3 separate regions of the Mus musculus genome follow, and regions 2 and 3 are each linked to region 1. A link is a contact called in ENCODE Hi-C or POLR2A ChIA-PET data. All regions are on one chromosome and are shown on one strand. Each heading gives the region's core, a stretch centred on a gene start or an enhancer-like site at or near the end of the contact. The rest is flanking DNA. Distances are from core to core; before and after follow the strand shown.

Region 1 (3,981 bases), core at 925-3,424:
GAAGCTTGTTCATCTGGGGTTCCCATTCTGCATTGCCCTTGAACTTGAAATATGAAAGCTACAAACCCTGGAGAGGTAGATGCCATGGGAGACAACATGGGGGGGATGGGGTTCATCCTGGCATTGGGAATGGCCATCAGATATGCACCCTCTTTGTGCTCCAGTTCTGTACCTGTATAACGGGAATTCTGTTGGCTCCCTATCTCATGGAGCCACCATGAAGAATAAAATAAGGCAGGTGGCATGGCTGATGACACATGATCAGAGCTCTGCACATGATGGAATCAGGGTGAAGGGCAGGAATATCCCAAGGTGAGGAACACATCTCGTATGGTTCTTAAAATAACACTGTTTTCTCTTGGAGGAGCTATTTTACAGACTGCTGCATGCAGGCTGCCATGCCAGCTCAGCATGAATACCCTCCATTAAGAATCATGTCACACTCTTCCTTCGCAAGTCGTGAAAACCCAAATCAGACGGCATTCAGTCTTGGATAGTGGGAGACACACTGAAGGCCTTTCAATTTCCAAAGCCATGATCAGAATGAAATGTTCTCATACTAGGCGCTTCACATTTTAGAATTCAATTATGAAACCCTACCATTTAGCTTGTTAGGCTGGCTGCTCCACCCCAGAAAGAATGACAAAAGATAATTTTTACAGCCAAGTCATGAGTTCCAGTGCTATAAATCACTGGTTATCGGATGAAGTAGAATTCATTAATACAAACGAGAAGCCTGAAAGGCACCCATTACTGTGCTATTAATTTGTTTGACGATCTACAGCATGGCAAGAGCTAAAATAGGCTGGGCAAGACAGCATCTCATACAGAAGAATAATCTGGTCTCATTAATTTTTGTCCTGGGCTTGCCAAGTGTAATTGGGCATAATAAGAACTCATACATCTCCTTGTAGCTTTTTCATCTTCTATGCTTATGGAAAAAAATTGGGGGTGGGGTGGATGGGGATGAACTAACAGTCTTGATACTCAATAAAGACAACCAGTGAGAGGAGTGTTAGTAGACTGGGGATGTAGTTCTGTGTCAAAGCATTTGCCTGACAGGAGCAAGGCCCCGGGGTTTGGTTCCCAACACCATAAAAAAAAGAAAAAGAAAATTTAAGAGGTTCTAAGCTGGGGCAACTTGTTAAGTACAGTAACTACCTTCACCTTTTTTATCTTCCTTCCTTTGTTCTGTCTCTTGTATGATTGTTTTAAGGAGTGTGAATCATAAACTCCATTCTAGTTGGGTGAACTTGAAATATCCACTCATGCAATTTACTGGGACACGGAGTGGGAGACTATACTTAACCCCTGTGCCCTTGCCAGTAAAGGGGTACAGGGAAGAGGAGACTAGAAATGCCCAGGTGGTGTTTCTGGGTTTTCAAACCTTTCCAAAGCTGGTATTGAAAACAGACTCCCATCCCTGAAAGGCTCTGACATGGCTGCTTCTTCCCTGGGTCAGAGAGCAGCCTGTGCGCCCCTCTACAGACCTCTTCTTCCTGGCACTCAGTGCTGCTCAAAAGGCACGTCCTTGACAAAGAATGGGAGCAGGAACAAACTATGTTTTCAGAAACTGTGATTATAGACAAAGATTTGGGAATCAGAACTAGATTTTCCAAGTGGTCACTTGACAGTATCAACATCAAAAAAAAAAAACAATCAAAAAAATCTAATCAGCGAATGTGTGGATGCCTTTCTTAACAAAGGCCGTATAAACAATGTGGCTAAGTAAGCTGGTGCAATTGCATTTACTAGCGTATGTTTCTATAGAGCCAAACTATATACACACACGTGTGTGTAGGTACATGTATGTGTGGGTATAACGTGTGTGTGTGTTCATTTTCTGTGCCATTTTGTCCCCTTCAAAAATAGCTTTTAATAGGGTTTATGATTTATTTAAGTCTTCTCAGATGACATAGAGACAGGGTTTTATTCTTTCCCTGGCTTCTTTACTAAAATTAAACTCTTGCCTGCCTTTCTGAAACCCAGAATTAGCAGGTGCAGATCCATCGAGGAATGCTTTCTTTAGGAAACCTGAGAGCAGGCGTTCCTGCTGTGAAGGACTCTGGCATGGGAAGGCTCGCTCATCCCTAGGCTAAGAAGCCAGAAGGGTTCAGATCACAGGCAGAAAGGCAGCCAAGAGTTGGCCTGAGCCTGCTGTTTCTCTTGGCAATTTGAGTTGGCTGTTGAGCCTGGGGCCCTTGAGTGATTCTGAGTTTAGGGAAATATATCAGAACAGCAGAAAAGGCATGATGTCCTTGTGACCAGCTGATACATGGAGCCTACATCCTTAGAGCCATGGCCTCCTTACTCTTGTGGGCAATTAAACTCTGGTGACATGCCCAAAGGTCCAGTCAGGAAGACAGCAGGGAAATTCCTGGTTTATGGTATAGGCTACTCAGGTTCTGGTCCTAAATAGCAGCCATATCTGCATCTCACTTGTTTGCACCTCTCTGGCAGGGAAGAGTTAAGATCAGCCCCTGATAAGACATCTCAAATCAACTTCCTGGCCCTGGTAGATTTGTTCCTGGTGTGTTTAATTTTCTACATTCCTGTCAACTCCAGCAGAAGCCAAAGGGCACTTTCTTAAGTTGGAACCATTAGCATTTCTTCTCTCCTTGGTGCTATTTATAGAACTAAGGCAGATGGCCATGGTGATCTTACCTCATTGGTCAGGACAGGGAGTCACAGGAAGGCCCAGAAACCCTCCTTTCCAAGGAGCAGCAGCCCCCAACTGGCCAGCCAACCATTAACTGCTGGTCTAGGCAACCCCATCACAGAGCTCACAATGTTTTCTAACTCCATCCTGCTTTTATTAACCAGTCAAGCATGTTCTACTTTACACTCTGGTATTAACGTCAGAAACGGCTTCCTCACATCCAAAGTGATCTTAATCAATTGCAAAGAATACATGAGTGGCACCATGTGGAAGCTTCCGGCCCAGAGGAGGATCAAATGCATTTGTGTTTAACTGTGAACTCTAATGTGTGCTCTACACTTCACTGCAGTGGAACAACTTAGCTGCATTTAACCTGGGTGGATAAAGCAGTACCAACATTCACATGAAACTAGGGGCAAGCACTACAGAGGGCACACTAGTGACTTACGATGTGTCACTCTCCTTCCACGCATGAAAAAACCGACACTGAGAGGTCAAGGCACCTGTCGGTGGACAGAGGCAGAAGTGATAGACCAGGAGTTGAGCCCAGGTAATCCGGCTGCAAAGGGCTCTTAAATACCACCCAGCCTGAGAGCCACAGTGCAGTGATTTCAGCTAGCATGCTCCTCAAAGGTAGAAGATCCTAAATGGTAGGGAGGGTATGTGGCTCTGCTTTGCTCGGCCAGCCTCAGTTCTCAGGACCTTTAAGAGGATTCCAGAAGGCATTCTGGCTAGGTGCAATCTCTGCCACAAATGCTGACACCGGGCCTCGCACTTGAGTCACGTCTACTTGGAGAGGCATCTGGAACAGTGTCAGTTCAGAAGAGTATACGGTTCAGACAACAGCCTTCCATCTCAGTGTGTACAGCTCAGGATGGGGAAGAGTGGCCTGCAGGTGCACTTGAGTTGAAGAGGCCCTCGAATCCTCTGGCAGGAAACCAACACTCTAAGCTGGGTCTCTGTATTGCATATGCCAGCACAGGCCCAAGAGACTGTAGTGCATGGACCACACGGTAACTCTGGCAGTGTCTTCCCGGGTGTGCACATGGTGAAGTCTTTACCAGACAGGCATGCTTCTACACGTACACACAGTCACACTCCATCTCTTCCTCCCGACAGGAAGCTCTTGTGGTTGGAAACGGTCCATGGTCGTGGAGGTACCAGCAGGGTGGCAGTGACTCCATACGGAGCTCTTTCCTGCGAGCAAAAATCCAGTCTACAGAGCAGTTATTCGAGTCCTGCCTTTCTGACAGAAAATAATCTTTCATTTGGTAAAAATCATGCACTGGTGGCTCAGGCCTTGACTAGAAACATGTGAAATA
Region 2 (3,981 bases), core at 872-3,371, 61 kb before region 1:
AAGAGAAAGCAGTTTCAGCCTATGCATCAATTCAAAAAATTACACCTACAGGTGAACTCTGAAAAACCAGCAAGAATCACAACCAGAGCAGCTTGGGACAGAAAACCAACTGTGAATTCCTGAGCTTTTTCCTTGGAAAAAGGCTCTGTGTTATTTTGAATACTTTAAGAGATTCTAGGTGGCCTCTCTCCAAAGGATTAATGTAACAGAGCAAGAACTCAAGTGTGCCAAGAAGCACAAGGCTTGGAATGACCTCTTAAAAAAAAGAACACTATCCCATAACCATGGTGCTTTTACCACGTTCTGTCCTTGCCCCATGGAGGGAAAGCACACTTATTCCTGTGGGCTACTTTTATGAACAACACATTCAAAACACACACTCAGGAAGCAGGTATAGTGCACACACCTGTCATCTCTGTGCTTTGGAGGCAGTGGCAGGGTTGTGGGTTTTAGGCTAGCCTCTGCTGCATGAGCTCCAGGCCAACGTGGGCAACTTATTGTCTCAAAACCAAAAATAAGCAACCAAAAAGACACACATAGGAGAATCTCTGTGAGTTTGAGAACTATATAGTGAGTTCCAGGCCAGCAAGGGATATATTAGGAATATATTAATACATGAATAAAGAGTGTATCATATATTATTCTTATACTAATTAATGATTTTTATATAAAAAGAATTAAAATGAAATCTGTCTAAATTGTAGAACAGGACATCTATGTATATCATTTGCAACAAAAAAATTCAAAGTTGATTCTTTATGATTTTATGGCAATAAAATGTGATCAGGCTTGCTAAAAGACATTCTTAAGTAATAATTTATATTCAAAACAAATGTTTATGTTCCTATTTTTTTTTCTTTTTTTTCCGAGACAGGGTTTCTCTGTGTAGCTCTGGCTGTCCTGGAACTCACTCTGTAGACCAGGCTGGCCTTGAACTCAGAAATCTGCCTGCCTTTGCCTCCCGAGTACTTGGAGTTGCTATTATTTTTTATCATTTTTAATTATATGTATGTGTGGGCTTGTACAAGTGAGTATGGGTATCTCTGGAGGCCAGAAGATGGCCTTGAATGCCCTGGAGCTGGGGTTAAACTCTGTTGTGAGCCACCTGATATAGGCGCTGAGAAATGAACCCAGGTCCTCTGCAACTGTTCTTAACCTTGGAGTCATTTCTCTGGGTCCTAGTATATTTTTGACACTTTCTGGACACTGGGGAACTATTATTTCACAGTACAGGCTATGCCCTTATCTTCACGAAGATGCCATCCTTCAGTGGCTGAGAAACCTACCTATGTTTTCATGTTCTTTGAGAACACAGATTTCAATGATTCTTTTTCACCTTTCTAATTTCTCCAAGCAATTCTGGGTGGAAGAGTTTTTCTCAGCTTCCTCAAATAGGACTACTTGATGTATGCACTGATGGCAAATTTACATGGATCAAATGATCTGGTTCTCACTCTGGGTGAAAATTTCTCTTGAGGGCAAAGATGGTTTCTTTCTCAGGAGTGAGGTCATCTAACATTAAAGACAGTTCTTATTGGACTGTAGATTTTAGGGTCCCCCCCCATTGTTCAAGGTGTTTTTAGACAAAACCATTATTAGCACAACCATTGCAGGTTCGCAGAGGGGGTCAGCTCTATGTCACTACTCTAGAAGGAGATCCAACCTGTATGCACCATCCGCAGCCTCTGCCTGCTGTGTCTATGCTGGAGACGGGGTATCAGTCACAGTCCTTCTCCGTGGCCTGTGCAAGCTACAGTACACTGGGATCTGGAGCAATCCTCACAGCACTCAGCCAGGCTTACAGCTGGGGACAAGGACCCTGGCCACAGCCCTACACTGTCTACAGGCAGGCAGGCCTTTCCATCCTCTTATAGGAAGTCATCCTGAGCTGCTTGGGTAGGGAGTGGTGCTGCTGAGCCTAAGAGGGGAGTGGGCAGGGCCTCCCAGTGTCAGCTGGTACAGAAAGAGAAGGATGCAAGGGGCTGTGCACCTAGATCAAGTACGAGTCATTCATTTCTTGGGGAGTGAAAAGCACCAATTATCACAAGGTCTGGGGCAGGCGGCCAAGGCAGCTATTCATAGAACATGAATGTGTTAGTCAGAAATGCTGTACACTGGAGCCCTGCTTAGGAAACATACCCGCTGCTGTGAGCTTTCCTTCTACTTCCAAAGGAGTCTGACCGGCGTGAGTCACAGAGATCAGGGTTCCGAGCCCAGCCTGGCCACTTACTAGCTGTGTAACTCTGAAGGAGTCACTTCACCTTTCTGACCCCCAGTCTGTTCATCTGTATCTTCACCTAACAATGGCTGAGTTTGAGGACTGAAAGAGCTAAGCACGCAGTGAAAGGCCTAGCACACAGCGCGTTGTAAGTAGGAATATGTGTAATGAATGGCTTCAATAACTTCAAAGGTCATGAGACTAACACCATCAGAGAAAGGGCCTGAACCCACAATACTCTGTTATTTTGTACAGACCATGACAATTCTTATTCATAAATAATCTTGGCCTATGCATCACAATTGCACAAGATGGGTCATTTATTCTACATTCATTCATTTCTTGTACTCAAAATTACTAGTGATGACCTGCCTGTCAGAAACTGTTGTATTCTAGGAACAGACATAAAGGAGAAGGCAGGTCATTTACCCTCAGGAGCGTGCAGCCTAATGAAGGAGGGAGACTGTATATCTGCTGAGTCAGCACTGTGCCCAGCGGGCTGCATGGAGTCCTGCATGGAGAAGGGAAACAAGCTCTGAGCTGAGGCACCCAGGTGCGGGGGCTAAGGAAGGCTTCCCAGAGGTGGCAACACCTCAGCTGCTTGGAGGAAGAATCAGGTCTTGCTGACCAGGTTGTGGGGTTCCCTTATCTTTGCCCTCACAGGTGGCTGCCACTCGTACCTGCCCTGTCTGTGAATTCTGAGGATCTGAATGCTGCTCCTCATGCCTGCATGGCGGATGCTTACACTGCCGAGCCATCTCACAGCCCTCGCTTTCCTTTCTGAGACAGGCTCTAACTAAGAACCCCAGGCTGGTCAAGAACGTTCAACCCTCCTTCCCTCTTCCTCTCAAGCGCTGGGATTATCGCTGTGTAAGGCCACATCTGGCTCACTTCAGTCTCCTCCATGTATTTCATGCATGGCTAGGCCAACTCTTCTTAGCTATGGATGGCATCTCATCTGGCTGGATGTGCCATCGTTTGTTTACTCACTCACTCCGCCACTCTCATGGTCGAGCAGTTGTGGAGAAAGTGTCTACAAACAGCCGTGGGCAGAAGTTTTCAATTTCTCTGGGGGGAAATACCAAGGAGTGTAATCACGGAACCATCTGCTAAGCATATATTTAGATTTTCAAGGAAATTCTCACGGATCCACTGTGCACTCCCAGCAGCAGTGCATGCGGGTTCCTTCATTGACTAAATCATCTCCCTAGTCCCCCAAAGTTTGGGATTTTAATGCAACCAGCTTACTTTTCTTTCATAAGAATTGCGATTTTGGTGTCACATCTGAAAACTTGGCCACCCAAGACCCAAGGTCATCTTGTTTCTTTTCCTGTTATTTTCAAGAACTCCTATAGTTTTGTATTTCTCATGCAGGACCACAGTGACTTGCTCCCTCATGAGGCTGCTTAGACTGGAAGCAGGCCTGGGCTCTGAGAGGAGCCCCAGGTGCCTTCAGCTTTCTGGCTTCTGGTCATGCACATAGGCCTGTGTCGCCCCGTCCTTCTGGGAAAGCCAAGACTAGGATGCTTTGCACACACAGCCTGCATGGGAAGGTTCACGGTAGGGGAAGAGAGAGCCTGGAGCAGGCCTCTTGGAAGGGCAAGCCTTCCCTGGAGAGTGCCTTTGTCCTGCTGTCCTGGCACAAGAGGAGCTCTGGTCTGACTACACAGTGTGAGTGATCGTTGTCTACTTCTGCTGCAACTTTGGGCTTTGGCCTGAAGCCCCTTGCTGTCAGTTTTACAAGCTCCTATTTGTAGCCTCAC
Region 3 (3,981 bases), core at 1,090-3,589, 43 kb after region 1:
CACCTGGTCTCCTCCATTACCTGCTTATTTGCCACTGAAAGCTGCACACAAAGTGACCCTTCCAATTGGACCATAAGGTTGGTCCATCTTAAATAATACATGGTGGCCACCCCTGAAGCTGGTGTCAGATAAGCAGTCTGCTGTTGAATGCATGTCGTGCTCTAAACTGCCATAGCAAACGGCAAGTGCTTTGTTTTCACCCTTGGCTCTGAAGCCTTGCAATGCCTTCAGTTGGGGTGCAGCTACCCAGTGCTTAGTTTTCTAGACTCCGCGCCGTGCAGCTGCCCATCCCCCACACTCCATTCCCATAATGCGGTTTACTGAGCCTGTCATCTTTCCTTTCAGGAAAGCCTAAAAGGTTGTGCATTTAATTTAACATGAGGTTTTAATCAAATGCTTACTTGGCTAATGACAGCTGGAAAATTCAGCCCCAGAAGCCAGCGTGTGGCTCTTTCTGGGAAGCAGACTCAAGAGTCTCTGGTTTCCCTCACCTCTGGGCACATAGTATTAAGAGCTGGGAGCTCTCCCTCCACCTCCTGTCAAGAGGCCTGACTATGAGCACCATTAAGCCCAGGGTGCAGCACCAGAAACTGGGCTCTCCATTCTAATCTACCCATCCCATTTATCCAAGGCTCAGGTGTTGAGAGTACAGACCCCTGGGCTGCTTGCTGCCACAGTGCTGAGACAACACCAGAAGAACCACAATCTACCTATGGTGAGGTGAAAATAGACTCCTAGAGATCCAACTAACAGGGAAAACCGTAGCAGGGCAGCAAGACTCACTTTAGAGGGTTCAGGAGTAGTTTGGTCCACGCACCCATTCTCACTCAATTAGTGTACAGTCAACAGAACACTAACCACAACTTTATCCTCAAAAGTTAGACACCTAAAACAACCTTTGACAAGATTTCCACTTAAGAATTCTCCCAGAATTCCGGTGGTTCACTTCACAGCTTGCTCCTAAGAAAATCCACTCCTGGGGTGGCCCACCCAGCCTGTAGGTCAAGGTTCCCTTCACCCACACCCCCCTCGTGCTTACCATTGGCGTTCTTGCCACAGATGAGATGCTCATAGGGTTGCAGGACTCCCCAGAGCTCGGCGTCGTTGTTGATGACCATCTCCAAGGCCTCAGCGGATACCTCTCCACCTCCTGCCCCTCCGCCATCTGGGCTCTGGCTCGCCAGCACCCTGGCCCGGATCTCCTCCACCAGGTTCTCCATGCAAGCCGTTAGCGAGATGGCCGCGTACTCATGGATGCGCACGGAGATGCGAGTGTCCACCATCCAACGGAAGAAGCGGCCCACGGAGAAAGTGAGGCCGCAGCGCGCCGACTTGCCGCGGCGCAGCCCATCCCCAGCGCTCATGCTGTAGAGGGACAACGCCTTGACCGCTGCCAGTGCGCAGCTCTCGGCCAGCGCCCAGCTGTGCACCAGGCGCACCGCACTCTGCACCTCGAAGCGGGTGCACTTAGCGTGCAGCACGCTAAGGCGCTGCGCCTCCCGGGCCACGCGGATGAGCGCCCGGCGGAGGAGTCCGGCCAAGCGTCTCACAGCCTCGGCGGAGAACGAGGGCAGCCTCCGGCCGCCGACGCTTTTGCGGAGCACCCGGGCCACGTCTCCCTCGGTCCAAGGGAACTCCTCCAGCTCCGGGAGCCGCGGGCAGCGGGAGAAGAGGTCGGCCACTTCGGGATCCTCGGGCAGCACTGTGTTCACCGTGTCCCAGCTGTTGTGGCGGCTGTTCATGGAGCCGGAGTAGCACCACCAGGCCGCCCCGCGGTGCTGCTGCGCCGAAGAGTTGAGCGCCTGCGAGTTGGACTTGGAAGACGAAAGGCTGAGCGAGCGGCAGGAGTCGCCGGCCCCATACCCGGAGTCCAAGGTCAAGTCCTCCAGAGTCTTCAATGTGGAGCTGTATGTCCCGGCCATGGGGGAGCCTCCGCGCGCGGCCTCGCCGAGCGAGGGGCTCTCACTGTTCCATGCCCACTTGCCCCGGGGGAAGGGGGCGGAAACCAGCTCTAGGCTCTCGGAGGCGCCCTCCGTGCTCGCCGCGCCGCGCCTCGGGGCCGCAGCATCGCCCGCGCACAGGCCGCGGGAAGGTAGGCGAAGCTCTCAGCCGGCCGGAGCCCGACGCCGTCCGCGTTCAGTCGCGCCGCTGTCAGCGAACGGACTTCCCAGCCCTCCTCCTCTGAACTCGCGCCGCCAGCTCTCAGCTTCCCTTACAGAGCGTCCGGAGAGTCCATCACCACAGAAAGAATCCCGAGAAAACGGGGCGGCCACCGAAGAGCGAGGCGCCCGAGGTCCGTCTGGGACCAGCCGCTGAGAAAGCGCTCCACAAACTTCTACGGGGCGCGGGTTACAGACACAGATAGGTCCTCTGGAGCGGCCCGCATGCAAATACACCCGGGCGGTTCACCAATCATCAGCCACGCCGGGCAAGGGCTATGCCAATGGTTTCCGAGAGGGGCGGGAAATATGCAAATCACCGAGAATGGGGTGTAGCGGGTGGGTATGGCTGAGGGGGTTGGGTGGGGAGAACAAGCGAGCGAGCTGGCAAGGAGGTGGGGCGCAGAGACCCAGAAAGCCGGGGGAACCCGAAAACAGGCCCCAGCGCTGAGGATTAAAAGATAAACGAAAAGGAAAAGCCCCTATGTGCTGTCCCTTTCCCGCCTTCTATGCTTTAGACTTAGGCAGGCAGCTCCTTGTAAAGCTGTGAGCACCCAGCCCAGGGCAGTAGGAAAAGAAAACTGGGAGGAGACCCGACTCACCTTTCTTGTCGACTTTCTACCAAGCCCCTCCTCCTTCTCTTTTGAGAAATGAAAAGCTATTTATGTTTGGAGGGCAGGGGAGCACCTCTGCTTCTCTTCTCAGATCTATCTAGTTTTGTTTATATTGACTTTAGGCTCCAATCGAAACAGACTATCTTAAACTGGGACCTGAAAATAGCCCGGCACTCAGAGGCCTGTGATCACACCCCTGTATCCACTGTTACAGTCCACTGTTTTCCAAGGATTATCTAGGAGGTGGGAGTCCAAACCTAAAGAATGAACGGCTTTCCTCCTACCGGTGTACTATCAGGCGGATCCTTTTTGTCCAAGGTGGGAGGGAGTGCCTGCAAGGAACCAGATGAAAAACGAGGACCTGCGCTGAACACCTCGTGCATGCAGGTGTTCCCTTTTAAGGACTTGCTGGCATGATGTGCGGGTCCGCAGGTCTTCTTCCCCCTCGGGACTCGGTGCCTCCTGGGTACAGTGAATTGCTGTCCTTCCAGTAGCGCCCAGGTGCACCCCAAGCGGCTCGCTAGAGAGCTACTGATTGCATAGATCCACGCCCAGCTCTCGGAGGACCAGCTGCTCCTCCATAACTATTCACACGCACGTGCACAAGCGTGCACCAGCCCCCCTCCAGCAGGACTGCAAAATCAAAGCGCGGATTGTGCACAACGTTCGTCCCAAGTCCTCTTCGCCAGCTCCTGAATAGCTCCTTTGTGCTGTACTTTACAGTTCTGACCTTGGGCCGTGAGTTGGATACGAACTAGAAAAGTCTGGTTTGTCTCTTTCCTTAAATTAATGATCCCTTTCCCCATAAAGCGATTTTTTATTTGGCAGTTTTACTTAATTTTTTCCTTTCCTGGGGTACATGAGACGTTGCCTCCTGATGCCATAGAATTGGAAACAGAGTCAAGGACGGAAGTACTGTGCAAGGCATAAGTCATCAAATTAACAGAGTCACATTTTATAGAGGCGAAATTAGAAGTTAAATTAGAGGTTCAACTTGTCAGAAAACACGAAAAACCGTTTGATGGATTTAATACCCATTATGAGAAATATAATAAAGGAAATATCGTCCTCTAGTGGATATCCAGAGGAAGTAATTTTTTTTTTTCTTTGTTCATTTTCTTCAAAAGGCTGACTGGGAAGGTACATTAACTAAAAAGGTGATTTGGAGTGCTTCTTACACAAAATATGGGATATTTGTATTGGTGTAT

The links. A loop is a pair of places that touch in the nucleus more often than their neighbours do. ChIA-PET counts read pairs that join two places held with the same protein, here RNA polymerase II (POLR2A).
Region 2: a map of T-helper 1 cell shows a loop between it and region 1 (2.0-fold over the local background). The contact joins two enhancer-like sites. A Hi-C loop is called at or near these places in 5 of 37 maps with a recorded cell type or tissue (T-helper 1 cell, T-helper 17 cell, T-helper 2 cell and 1 more). POLR2A ChIA-PET finds 5 or more read pairs at or near these places in 1 of 5 experiments (Patski).
Region 3: a map of gastrocnemius shows a loop between it and region 1 (2.7-fold over the local background). The contact joins the promoter of Abtb2 here to the enhancer-like site in region 1. A Hi-C loop is called at or near these places in 9 of 37 maps with a recorded cell type or tissue (T-helper 1 cell, adrenal gland, gastrocnemius and 2 more). POLR2A ChIA-PET finds 5 or more read pairs at or near these places in 3 of 5 experiments (Patski and embryonic stem cell).

What each region holds. Positions count from the first base shown.
Region 1 is chr2:103,607,829-103,611,809 of GRCm38, reverse strand. The region is part of intron 1 of Abtb2 (ankyrin repeat and BTB (POZ) domain containing 2); the gene reads right to left. It overlaps 8030431J09Rik (a long non-coding RNA gene), which reads right to left. Exons shown (of 2, transcript XR_866592.2): 2 at 1-3,981. Among named protein-coding and RNA genes, the nearest start is that of 8030431J09Rik, 38 kb to the right of the region's middle. Within about 2 kb of position 2,174, at least 1 of the 3 ENCODE cell types and tissues checked has a DNase peak (open chromatin) inside an H3K27ac peak, as active enhancers do; it is heart, where a contact is called at or near this core.
Region 2 is chr2:103,668,476-103,672,456 of GRCm38, reverse strand. The region is part of intron 1 of Abtb2 (ankyrin repeat and BTB (POZ) domain containing 2); the gene reads right to left. Among named protein-coding and RNA genes, the nearest start is that of Nat10, 91 kb to the left of the region's middle. Within about 2 kb of position 2,121, at least 1 of the 3 ENCODE cell types and tissues checked has a DNase peak (open chromatin) inside an H3K27ac peak, as active enhancers do.
Region 3 is chr2:103,564,668-103,568,648 of GRCm38, reverse strand. It overlaps Abtb2 (ankyrin repeat and BTB (POZ) domain containing 2), which reads right to left and starts at 2,339. Exons shown (of 17, transcript NM_178890.3): 1 at 1,040-2,339. The coding sequence starts at 1,922.